Regions from separate parts of the Homo sapiens genome. Here region 2 is linked to region 1. The links are chromatin contacts, found by Hi-C or POLR2A ChIA-PET in ENCODE. All regions are on one chromosome and are shown on one strand. Each heading gives the region's core, a stretch centred on a gene start or an enhancer-like site at or near the end of the contact. The rest is flanking DNA. Distances are from core to core; before and after follow the strand shown.

Evidence for each region. A loop is a pair of places that touch in the nucleus more often than their neighbours do. ChIA-PET counts read pairs that join two places held with the same protein, here RNA polymerase II (POLR2A). Pooled maps may share reads with other maps.
Region 2: a map of heart right ventricle shows a loop between it and region 1 (2.5-fold over the local background). The contact joins two enhancer-like sites. A Hi-C loop is called at or near these places in 4 of 168 maps with a recorded cell type or tissue (aorta, ascending aorta, heart right ventricle and 1 more), 7 of 37 single-sample maps with no recorded cell type and 13 of 50 pooled maps. POLR2A ChIA-PET finds 5 or more read pairs at or near these places in 2 of 52 experiments (activated CD4-positive, alpha-beta memory T cell and naive thymus-derived CD4-positive, alpha-beta T cell).

What each region holds. Positions count from the first base shown.
Region 1 is chr2:85,991,077-85,997,459 of GRCh38, forward strand. It overlaps LOC105374843 (a long non-coding RNA gene), which reads right to left. Exons shown (of 3, transcript XR_940318.3): 2 at 6,355-6,383. Among named protein-coding and RNA genes, the nearest start is that of ST3GAL5-AS1, 100 kb to the left of the region's middle. RefSeq lists a cis regulatory region at 2,802-3,315 and enhancers at 3,056-3,245, 3,286-3,465. Within about 2 kb of position 3,900, at least 20 of the 41 ENCODE cell types and tissues checked have a DNase peak (open chromatin) inside an H3K27ac peak, as active enhancers do.
Region 2 is chr2:86,063,403-86,069,785 of GRCh38, forward strand. It overlaps POLR1A (RNA polymerase I subunit A), which reads right to left. Exons shown (of 34, transcript NM_015425.6): 14 at 1,872-2,063. Among named protein-coding and RNA genes, the nearest start is that of POLR1A, 39 kb to the right of the region's middle. RefSeq lists a silencer at 2,951-3,151 and an enhancer at 6,070-6,383. Within about 2 kb of position 4,894, at least 6 of the 41 ENCODE cell types and tissues checked have a DNase peak (open chromatin) inside an H3K27ac peak, as active enhancers do.

The sequences.
Region 1 (6,383 bases), core at 2,650-5,149:
GTGATGTGAAGTGAACTCTCAGCCAGCCTTGGGCTTCCTTAGCCTGGGGACTGCATCCTCCAGGTGGTCTGAGATGACACTCTGTGACATGCATTTCTCAGGGTTTACCTTGTAGGGCTATGTGACTAGCAACTAGCAAGTCATACCCTTGGGAGGCCCTGGGTGAATACATGGCCAAATATTTATCATCAAAAGTTGCCAGCCCTTAGAGAAATGGCCTCCGTCTTCATCTTTCAATCAAATGTCACTTTATCAAACAACAGAGCCACAACATTTTTAAAAGGACAAAGACTGAAACGTCACCCATGACAAACATTTTGGAAACAAGATTTTCTAAAATGGAGAAAATAGAGGAACACATAGTTCGTGGTCATAGGCTGGCCACACCACCTGCCACTTCATTAGTCTTTGCCTGGGGACTTTTTGTTTCCTGATAATCATTAATATATATTTTTATGGGTTGTTTACTGGCTACATTTAATAGATGACAAAAAGGACAGTCTGAATATGTTGTTTTCCATCAACTGGAACATACCACTCACGTTTTCCGTATTTTGTATGAGAATCTTCATTCTGAAGTTTTGCAGTAAGCATTTTGAGTGAATGGACACATTTTAGGACTGACCACATAAATCAAGAGATGGATGTACATTCTTATTTCATTTTATTTTTTAGTTTTTAATTTTTTTTAGACAGAGTCTTACTCTGCCATTCAGGCTGGAGTGCGGTGGCAAGATCTCAGCTCACTGCAACCTCTGCCTCCCAGGTTCAAGCAATTCTCCTGCTTCAGCCTCCCGAGTAGCTGGAATTACAGGTGCGCACCACCACACCTGGCTAACTTTTTTGTATTTTTAGTAGAGACAGGGTTTCACCATGTTGGCCAGGCTGGTCTCAAACTCCTGACCTCAAATGATCCACCTGCCTCGGCCTCCCAAAGTGCTGGGATTACAGGTGTGAGCCACCATGCCCGGCCAGCATTCTTATTTTAGAAGTCAAAAATTCACACATCATTTTGCTTTCCAGATACACTCGGTGTTTCCAGTTCTTAGTACATTCTTCCAGATTTCGTCTGTGTTTCTGTGCAAGTGTGTGGCCAAGTGTGCGCATACCCACACTGTGCTGTCTGTTACTCACTGTGCCTCTTTCACTTGACTCTACCTGGGACATCTTTTCTCGTCAGTTCATAAAAATCTGTCTGATGAGAGGACTTTTTAAGATGACTCATCAGGCCAGGCGCAGTGGCTCATGCCTGTAATCCCAGCACTTTGGGAGTCTGAGGCAGGTGGATCACCTGAGGTCAGGAGTTCGAGACCAACCTGGCCAACATGGCGAAACCCCGTCTCTACTAAAAATACAAAAATTAGCTGCGTATGGTGTCAGGCACCTGTAATCCCAGCTACTTGGGAGGGTGAGGTAGGAGAATTGCTTGAACCTGGGAGGCGCAGGTTGCAGTGAGCTGAGATCGTGCCATTGCACTCCAGCCTAGGCAACAAAAGTGAGACTCCATCTCAAAAAAAAAAAAAAAAGACGACTCATCAGACACATTTTTGGGTCAGGCTCAAATGAAGTTCATGATTGCAAGGGTATTCTAGACTGACCCAAAGATTTTCTCCCCAACACCAAAAACTGGAAAACAGCCTGACAGTCATTAATTCCTGAGGGAACAGCTGACTCTTCTGAGACCATCTACTCTCTGCCCACAACCTCTCCTGCATACCCCAGCTGTGGCTCTGCTATTCATCCCAAATGTCCTGGCCAGGCCCACCCACTTGGCCAAAAAGTTGACTTCCCAGCCAGACCTGGTTGATCAATTGGCCACTATCCTTACAGGAAAAGTCTGAGTTATGAGAAAAAAAAAACTAATTTCTTCCAAAATATAAAAAGAAAACTGCATGATCAAAGTGAATAAATGTTTAATTAAATGCCTGCAAAGTGGAACACTATGTCAGCTTCCTTAATTGATACATTCAGTATTTTTAAAAATTTCATTACATTTGCAAAACAAATTGAAAGTAGCATTTCCTCCTTTGCAAGAATTCTTGAGGAGTGTGTGGTGATTGCCAAGAAATAACAAGTTGCTCATGTACTATTATTTTAAAAAGAAAAATTATCAAAACCATTTAAAAATATTTTGCAATATTAAAAATACACATGATCCTGATCTGATCACTATACATTAAATGTATCAAATCATCACTATGTATTCCATAAATATGTGCAATTATTATGTGTCAATTAAAAATAAACAAATAAATAATACACATATGTGTGCATATATGTGTATATACATACATATACTCAGTGTGGGCTGTTTGATGTGTTATTGGAACAAGGTCTTTAAAAGTAAGCTGAGGGGCACTTTGGGAGGCTGAGGCAGGCGGATCACAAGGTCAGGCAATCGAGACCATCCTGGCTAACATGGTGAAACCCCCTCTCTACTAAAAATACAAAAAATTAGCCGGGCGTGGTGGTACGCGCCTGTAGTCCCAGCTACTCGTGAGGCTGAGCTAGGAGAATCACTTGAACCCAGGAGGCGCAGGTTGCAGTGAGCCGAGATCATGCCACTGCACTCTAGCCTGGGTGACAGAGCAAGACTCCATCTCAAAAAAAATAAAAAAAAATTAAAAAATTAAAAAAGAAGCTGAGGGGCTGGGCGTGGTGGCTCACGCCTGTAATTACAGCACTTTGGGAGGCCATGGTAGATTAATCAGTTGATGTCAGTAGTTCCAGACCAGCCTGACAAACATGGTGAAACCCTATCTCTACTAAAAATACAAAAATTAGCTGGGCATGGTGGAGGGCACCTGTAATCCCAGATATTGGGAAGCTAAGGCAGGAAAATCACTTGAACCCAGGAGGCAGAGGTTGCAGTGAGCCCAGATCGCGCCACTGCACTCCATCCTGCGTGACAGAGCAAGACTCCATCTCAAAAAAAAAAAGTAAGCTGAGGGCTCAAGGGCCACACAGGTCTTCAAGAGGCCCAGCCCGGGATCCGCACACCCGAGAACCCTGTGCTGAGTCAGGATCCCCTTCTGTGGACACAAGATAGGAGTGGTGCTGTCAAGAGGAAGTTCTAAAAATAGACCCTAACATGTAGGGCAGAATATTAGTGGTTCTGAGAACTAGCAGAATCAGAGGCAGAAATGAGACATGTGACCAAAATGAAACCCCACAGCCCAAAGGGTATCTCCCTGGCTCCCCTGGGCCCTCTAGAAAAACTAGCAAAAAACTAGAAAAGCTAGTAAAACTCTTATCATTGGAGCCAGTGGCATTATTGGCCTCTATCCCCACTAAAATGTGAGTAACTTCAAAAGAAAATGCTCTTTTTTTCTTCCTCCAAAAACTTAAAGTGTAACATGTATAAAGAGAATGCATCTTTTTTTTTTTTTTTTTAAGACAGAGTCTTGCTCTGTTGCCCAGACTAGCATGCAGTGGCACAATCACAGCTCACTGCAGCCTCGACCTCCTGGGCTCAATCGATCCTCCCACCTCAGCCTCCTGAGTAGCTGGGACTACTTCCCTAGGGGTCCTAAGGAACCCACCCAGGGGTGTGCTGGGCAGTGTGTAACCACAGCTCTCTGAAAACAAAAGCCCTTAAATCCCTGATGGGTAGAATTGCCAGTTCTCATGGTGTCCCTACTCCCACCATGGTGACCAACATGAAGGTGTGGACGTGGAACTGTGAGGAGAGGAGCATGGTCAGCTTTTTTGAGCTGGTATGAGCTAGCTTCAGCACATCACTGCATCCCCCAGATGTGAAATCTGAGGAGTAAATATCCAGGAATTCAGAGAAATCCTGGGAAATTGGGCACGTCTTTCCTTTCTCAATAGTTCCCCAAAAGATGAGAGGAGCATCCCTGGCTGCAAATCAGGTAAGTTCCTCTCAGGGTGCAGCTGACCCTGATTCCCACCTTGAGTCCCTTTTGCAATGGGGAGGAAGTGAGAGCAGTGGCTCTACCCAAACCAAAGCTTGGGGGTGTCGCACCTTGGGTGGGACTGGCTCCACAGTGTACCAGCTGTGTGACCCCGGCTGAGTCTCCCTGACCTCCGGTTGTTTCTCTGCAGAATGAGTGGGCACAAGGAGGATGAAGAGGGCTCGGGGCACCGCCTGGCATGGATGATGCCATCTGTCAAGGAGAGTCACTGGTAGTGTTTGAGTCCTTAAGCGCACTCACTCCAGGGGAAATGGTGAAGTGGATGGCCATTGTCCTGGGAATCTTTGGGACTGTACATGACGATCATTGGGGCTCTTTTGTTTTTCTAGCCCATCAATGACTGACTTCAGACCCAGCAGAATAAGAAAGCCTTAAACTAGTAGCTTTATGTTCTTTTTCTGGATCTTCCTCTAAATTCTGCAAAGTAAGTGGCAGTGATCCATTTTATAGATGAAGAAACTAAGGCCCAGAGAGGCAATATCATGTCTGGCCTTGCTTCTCTGTGACTTATTTGACTTCTTCCTTTGGAGACCCTGAGAGCCAGGCAAACGTTCTCTAGGACAGACAGGCAGGAAGGTCAGAGGTGGGGGTGGAGGCACTGCTTCCACCCCACCCCCTGCAGAAGAGGCAGGAGTCAGCTGGGACAGAAGGGGCAGACCTGTGAGAGGCCTAATTACGCATCCTCTTTCCTGCCCTCCCTGTGGCATCTTTCCTGTTCCTTGGGAAACACTCTAAGATGGACATAGGTGGGCAGACAGTTTATTGTGTGCCCTGGAGTCAGGACACACAAGGAGAAGGAGGGAGTGGCGGTGGGAGAAACTGGGCTGTGATACAGTCCCAACAAAGACCTTGGCCAAGCCCTGGAGGAGCGCTGGAGCTGGGCTGGACGCTGACAGCTGCCCTGAGTTGGGACAAGAGTACCTGGCCTTTATGCCTTTATATTGACCAGTCATTGGATTTGGGCTGAATTGCTCCCAAAGAGGGCTTAGCTGAGGGACAACCACTGGGGTGCAGGCCCTTCAGTCCTGGAGGAGTCTGGGTAGCACCATGCCTAGTCCAAGTGGAACCGGTGTCTCCACGAGAGGCAATTTCCCTCTGAGTCTTGGAGGCCACATTCCTGAGAGAGAGAGTGTCATGACCCCACTCACTTGTCTGACCCAAGCTACCCAGGTCAAGGGGCACTGGCCAACCCATGGATTGACCAGTGTTTAGGTGAGGCATGCAAGAGTCTCCAAGCTAAATTAATTAATAAATTTAGAGACAAGGTCTCACTCTGTCACCCCGGCTGAGTCTTGTCATTCCTACAGGTGAATTGGTAGAGGAGGGACACAACCTGTTGGCTTCAGTGTGGGAAAAAGGTACAAAGAGGGCATGTGTCACCTGTCTGCCTCCCTCTCCCAGGTGAGCAGCTCCTGAGGAACGCATGCCTGGATTCGGGATCTCATATAGTGTCTGCCCTGGGAAGGCCCCCAACAGCTCCACCCTTTCCTGAAGAAGAGGAAGGAGGTGGGTATCTTTGGAGGCCCCAGTCCCATCTCATAGCACAGTACACAGGGGCATCTGCAGGACTAGAGGGACGGCTCCCCTGCCTCGCACCCCCTCCTCCCCACCCCATGAGAGAGGTGGGGCTCAAGAACCCCCACACAATGTCTTCATTGACACTTGTGGCCAAGTCAGCTTCTGGGTGCCATGGAAACCTCTCTTGGGAGCCCTGAGGGAAAGCAACAGCCCAGCCCTCCCACACTAAGCTCATTGTCCCCTGAGCAGTGAGAGCAGCCCCTTATCAGCCCCTTCCCAGGCCTGCAGATCCTGGCTTCCACCCCATCAGCAACATGAGCTTTCCTCTTGCCGGCCAGGCCTGGGGAGCTGGAGGGGTCTCATCAGTCACAGAATCCACCACCTGGGATCCTGTACTCCTTGGCCCCTTCCTTATTCCCCATGAAATCAAAGGCAGCCCCAGTAGTGAGGCAAGAGAGCTCATTTTTTAGTTGCACTAAAAATTTTTTTAGTGCTCATTTTTTAGCCCATTTTTTAGTTGTGCTGAGCCTTGAGAGTGGAGGGGGCACCAGGCAGAGAGAGGCCCCTCCCTCTGTTTGGGGCATACTTATGCCCTGAGCCAGCCACAGTGTCCCTCAGGCCTGCAGGAAGAAGGCCAGGCTCTGGAATAAATCCATCTGGGCCACCCCATGCCTGGTTCTGGCTTCAGGCTCCACTCATTCTTTTCTCCTCCCCCAAGTCCTGGAAACTTCCCCAGAAGTCCCTCCCCTGCCAGTCCCTCCCTTCCTTCTACCTCCCATGTCTCCTTGGGCCAAGGCCCATCTGCACAGATCCTGGCAGAATAAAGTCAGAGAATGTCAGGGCCAGAAGAGGCCTGAGAAATCAGAGCCCCGCATCTCTCTGCCATTCCATCCCCACTTACCATTTTATAGAGGAGAAGCTGAAGCTGGG
Region 2 (6,383 bases), core at 3,644-6,143, 73 kb after region 1:
CCTTCACTGGTGAATTCTACAACACATTTAAGGAATAAATAATATGAATACTGTACTACACAAACTCTTACAGAAAACCAGAGGAAATACCTCCTAACACCTCATTCTGTGAGGCCAGGATTACCCTGATACCAAAACCAAACAAACATATTATAAGAAAATAAAACTACAGACCAATATCTATCACAAACACAGAAGTAAAAAAATTCTAGACAAAATATTAGCAAATTGAATTCAATAATATATAAAAAGGATAATACCTCACGACCAAGGAAGGTTTATCCAGGAATGCAAGGTTGGCTTAAAAAGGAAAATCAAGTTCCAGGTCCACAGACTAAGAACTGGAGAGCAGGAAGAGACCTTAGAGATCATGAACTTGAAGCTGAAGTCATTGATTTGGGACCCTTTTTCTTCTTTTCAACCTAGGCATTTTATGTATAAATTTCCCCCTTAAGTTCTGCTTCAGTGGCATCCCACAAATTTTGTTGTGTTTTCATTTCATCTACTTCAGAATGCTTTCTAATTTCCCTTTAGATTCTTTTGACCCATGAGCTATTTAAGAAGTACGTTATTTAGAAGTACAAATATTGAGGGCTTTTCCAAATATCTTGGTTGCTGATTTCCAAATTCCATTATGCCCAGAGGCCACATCTTGAATCCTTTTAAAATCCTCTGTACCAAATAAAATTAGGAAATAGGTCCAGGTTTTGCTTCTGTCACGGGTGAGATTTTTTAGTGTGTCTCTAAAGGTTGGTACGGGCTTTTTTTTTGCCAACAGGTGAAAAGGGCAAGAGTGACTACACTATGCAAGAATTTGTTTGTGGGTTAGTCTGGTTTCAAAGAGAAAAACCATGTTTAGAATCAGAACTTAGCTTAGCAAGTTAATTTCTACTGTCCCAGGAAATGATGAGGAACTGAGACACACAGGGCTAAGATCACATAGCCAATTAGAAGTTGATCCTTAAGGCTGAACTTGGATACTCAGGCAACAGCAGAAGAACATATTTTACTGTTTTTCATTATTTGGTCGCCACATATCATGTAATTTGGTTACTTTGAGAGGAAGTATGGTATGATGCTTCTGGGGTTGAAAAGTCCTGGGTTTGATCTGTCTCCTGTAGTCTTGGGCATGTAATTTATCATCTCCTAAATGGAGATAATAATGGTGTCTGCATTGCAGATTAGTCGTGAGTATTAAATCAGATAATGTGTCTAAAGCACTCAGCAAACATATGGAACTTCCCAACAAATATTACTATTACTCCACCAGCACCACTGCCTATTACCACCATATTTGTATTATGAGGACACCAAATTTAAGTTAGAAGCAAAGGACAGAAACTATGCAGTCTACTTTTTTTTTTTTTGTGGAGACGGAGTCTCACTCTGTTGCCCAGGCAGGAGTGCAGTGGCTGATCCTGACTCACTACAACCTCCACCTCCTGGGTTCAAGCGATTCTCTTGCCTCAGGCTGAGGCGATTCTCTTGCCTCAGCCTCCCGGTAGCTGAGATTACAGGCACTAATCCCACGCCCAGCTAATTTTGTACTTTTAGTAGAGATAGGGTTTCACCATGTTAGCCAGGCTGGTCTCAAACTCCAGACCTCAGGTGATCTGCCCGCCTCAGTCTCCTAAAGTGTTGGGATTACAGGTGTGAGCCACTGCACCAGGCTACTATGCAGTCTACTCTTGCTAGACACTCCCTTGAAGCCACCCAGACTCAGGAACCCCAAACAAAGGGGAAAGAAAGTCAGACTATTGCTGGCTTAGCCATTTCTCTGTCTCTGGTCTGGACTCTTCTGAGAATAAAACCTTTTACATGAGTGGCCTATTTCCTTTTGTTACATACACTGGCTGTTCTCTCCCAATTACCTGTTTTCCTGTCCACAGCGGAAAGGGCTTCAGGATGGAAGGAGAAAGGAGCTTCACGCGCCCCACTTTGTCCGTGAGTCCTCGGTACACCAGCTCCATATAGTGCTCCCGGGTGAAAAAGCAACCCCGAGTAGTCATGCTTGCCCCTGAAACCATGTGATCCTGGATCAGTCCCGCCAATGGTTGGCCATCCTATAAGCCAAAACAGACAACACAAGAAGAATGAAAATAAATCTTAAGTCAAACTCTAATCCCTAATCGCCTGCCTGGAAGCCACTTTCTATCAAGAGCCCTTCTTATATCCCTGTCTTGTCTTGCCCACATCCTCACTATGTTCTTGCTTGGGAGCCAACTGCTTCCCAAAGCACATGACCAGGGTTTAGCACTGGCTTCTACGTTTGCCATTTGCCCACTATCCTATATCAAGACTGCTTCAAACTCATCCCGTTCCCCCGGCCTTCTCTGTTTAATCCCATCTGGTTCTAGTTACTCCAGCATATTTTTGGCATTTATGCCTAAATTTGGTCTGGCTGCTGTCAGCTGTGTTCTTGTTTTTATACTTTGGTTTTATGCTTTAGTATTTTTCACACGTTTCTGGCCTGGCTCTTCTGTAAATCAGTCATGCACTCAACAAATATTTATCAGGAGCCTCCTGAATGCCTAGGCACTGGGTAGGCTTTTCCCTACTCCAGGGGACCAAACAGACATGGTCCTTTATGATGAAGAAGAACTAGACAGTAAACAAATGATTGGATAAATACAATATCACAAAGTGTTTTAAATGCCAAAGAGGAAAATAACAGGGTGGGTCATAATATAGACTTGAGGTGAGGGGGATGGTCAGAAATAGCCTCTCCGAAGGGCAGTTTCACAGTTGAGGCCTGAGGGGTGAGCTGGCCAGTGTTGGGAGGAAGGGGTTCCGGCACAGGTTCCTCAAGAGAGCTGTGAGTGGGCCTGATGTGCATGACTGCAGAAGGGAGAATAGCCATTATTAGTTATCTCTTCACAACACAGCACAGGGTTCATGGTGGGCCCTTAATAAAGGCTGTTATCTACCAGATGCCAAAAAGAAAGGCTTTTATGAAAAGCCTGAGATTTGGTGAGTGCATTAATTTCATTTGACACTTTCACAGCCATTCTGATCCCCAGTCTCCTGAACCTTATCTGTCGGGTCTGTGTTCACGGCAACATAACGCACGCTGAAGTAAAAATAGCTATGCTCACTGACGTTCTTTAAGATGTAGATTTTGTAAACTTTTCAATGTTTATAGGAATTTGAGAAAAACCTGTGCCTTGGATATAAAGATTATTAATCATTTGATTATTTGTTAAATACTAGCCAACAGTATGGTCATGTTTTATAACTAAGGCTAAGGGAACTCACAAATGCAGTCTGGGAGAAGCACCAGAAATTTAACCATATGTACTAACTCAAAGGCTAAAAAAGGATCCTTGTCAAATGGTCTAAACACTACAGTGATGGGCTCTATGTAAACTCAAAGATAACGATTACAGATGGGCTGGAAAGGTGGCACAGACCTAAGGCAAGATCAGATGGAGCACACAGCCCCTCTTATGAAGGCTTTCACTTAATAATGTACATAAAAAAATTATACTCTACCTCTTGTTGCCTAGATGGTCTTATTTTGCTTGGGGGAAAAACCCAAACCAGTATTATGCATTTGACTCATCTCACAGTCTTTGGGGGGCAGATACTGATTTTTCCTTTTGTTTTTTTCCTTAAAGAACATAATTACAGGTTCTGTGATCTATTCAGTGCCTTTTCCTCTCTCTGTCCAGATTTTTCCATGACTAGACAATTACTTTGATGGCTAAATCATTTTCAATGCAATCATCACAAATTCTATGGCAGAATGCTGATTAAAGCAATTACTAAAGGTCTACTTATAATTCTAAATTTCCTAACTCCTGCTTAGGATCAGAAAGAACACCTCTGAATCAAAACCCCAGACAATTGTCAGCTTTACTATTCTCCTTAATAGCAAAATGACATTACAATTAATGTCTCTGGTTAGGATGCTTTGTGAATAGGGTATCCCTGTAACTTGAATTTTCTAGCTGACTAAGTAGAAGTCAGGAAACATATCTGAAGCCTTGCTTAAAAACTTTCCACAAAGTATGGGCCCTCAATAAATAAACAGAAGGAAAAAAAATTAGTCCAAAAAGTAACACATAAATGAAAAGTTTAACTGTTTTCATGGAAAAGAAATGAGTTCCATTCAACTCCTATTTTAAGTAAAAAGACGCCACAAAACTCTACTAAGTACATAAAACCAACGACAAAATGTACTTTAATTCAGTATTATGGTTACTTAAGGAAGATAACCTGGTAATAGAGAAGAAATTGAATTATAAATAAAGAAATATGGAAACTAAGGGAAATAAAGATATGCTAAGAAAAATTACCTCAAAATACTGGTTTTCCTAGTTTAACCAAATCAGCTCTTGTCCTTTTAGGACTCTGCCAATAAAGACATGTTGCATTTTTATAACCATTAGCAAATATAAGGATTCCACTTCTTGGCATTTACACCAAGGACTAAATAAAATTTATCAAGAATCAAAAGCTCTTTACCTCCGACAAAAGAAAGTGAATGAAAGTACAGTGAATCTTCAAGCCATCTCCCATAAGCTTTTTTCAATAAATTAATTTATTGACATTAAGTTTATTTACCTGTGTTCTCCTGCCTCCCTTAAGTGTACGCCCAACCTAAAACTCATAGGCATATTAGCATGTGATGAGGTCCACTTGGATTTATATGTCAGCCCACTGCAGGACACAATGTAAGCATGAAGTCTCCTATGGCTTTGCACCGTATTCAATCAAAATCAAGCACAGCACATTCAAGGTCACTGGTCTGAGGACTTCAGAGCACCTCAACTCCCCACATAGCTAATGCCTCAGGTCACTCTGCCAGCAAAAAACCATCTGCTGCTCCCCGGTAGTGTCCCCTCTGGTGAAATATGACTCGGCTGCTATAGAGTCAGAGACCCACACAGTTCTGGCAGCCACTTCCTGTCACCTGCCTTCCCTTAGTCCCAGCCTTGGCTGTCGAGTGGGGCTAAGAACACGCACAGCCAAGCACATGGGCGGGGGGGGGGGGCGGGTGTCGTCCAAAGCTGCTGGGTTCAAGTCTTGGCCTCATTGCTGGCTGACATATTACTCACTTGGTGTTTCCTTGTCTGAAAATCACACCAACCTCATAAGGAAGGGAATGTCTGCAAACTGCTTACAGCAGTGCCTAAGGCCTGTGACCCACTTAATAAATGGCAGCTTTTACTGCCACCACCACAGAGCCACATTATTATTTAAATGAAAACATAAAAAGCCACTTTTCAAATTAGCAAATGTATTTTTTTTAATTTCCAAGTAATCTGGGTAGGCCCTTCACCACTTCTTCCTACATTTAGTCCCTTTGCTAATCCACAGCCAACAAAGGTGGGCAGAGAAGGGAAAGGCCAACTCAAACAACCGGGACCCTTGTGAAGCCACAGTGGTGCATCTGGTGGGAAAAGGGTCCGGGATGCCGGGCTCCTGGCCACCTGCCTGATTCCTTCGTGGCAGACGGCTGATGGGAATAGAGAAGCTCCAAGGAGCAGAGGATGCTGATTGACACTAGGCATCTCTGAGCAGCCCCTGGCACTCCCTGTGCACAGAGGTCTCCATCTCTGTGGTAGCACAAACCCTAGGAAGATCCAGGAACTCCTTGTCCTTCCTGCTGCTTCTCAGCTGAGTGTCCTTGGACAAGTTACACGAATCCTTCAAGTGTAAAATGTGGACATGAATAGCACCTACCTCCAAGGACTGTGGGGAGGGTGAAATGAGGAGCCTCTAAAGTGCTCTCTGCACAGTGTATGGCACTGAAAAAGTACTTGGGAAATGGGAGCCTTGGTTTGACGTTACGATTATTCTTCATACTCCACCACAATCCAAATGAATGATGTATAACTATGAATCATTGTGGCGCAAATGGCTTATAATTTAGGAGGACTCAGACCTTTGGGTGGGTGGTGAGGGTGAAGGAGGCACTGGAACACACTCTGTCTTCTTTCCTGCAGCCTGCCTCTTTCCCCGCTCTGTCCCTCCCATGAGCACATGCTAACTCAGGCCCCTGCCACTCCTGGCCAAGAGTCAGCTGCTAAGGAGACGGGGGAGGAAGTTCTATCCTTCCCTCGTGTCCCTCTGGACAGCTGTGACCACAAGGGGTTGCCCTTGAGGAGTGAACTTGGAGAAAGAAGGAAAGGATTCAAAGGGGACAGAAGATGCCTTCACGGGCTGCTGCGGGATCTCTTCTGGGCCCTTGGGGTTAGGCTGCTTCTTAAAACTCATGTTTGTCAGAACAAAGGATCAAAGTCATCAGTGGACCATGAGAACCATTACAGTGTTGGGATGCTAATGCTAGCCGGGGGCTACTAAGTTGCAGAATCCAAATTTAAGTGCTGAACACAAGACCTATCACACAGTTATTAAGGTTGGCTTTCTGGGATGGC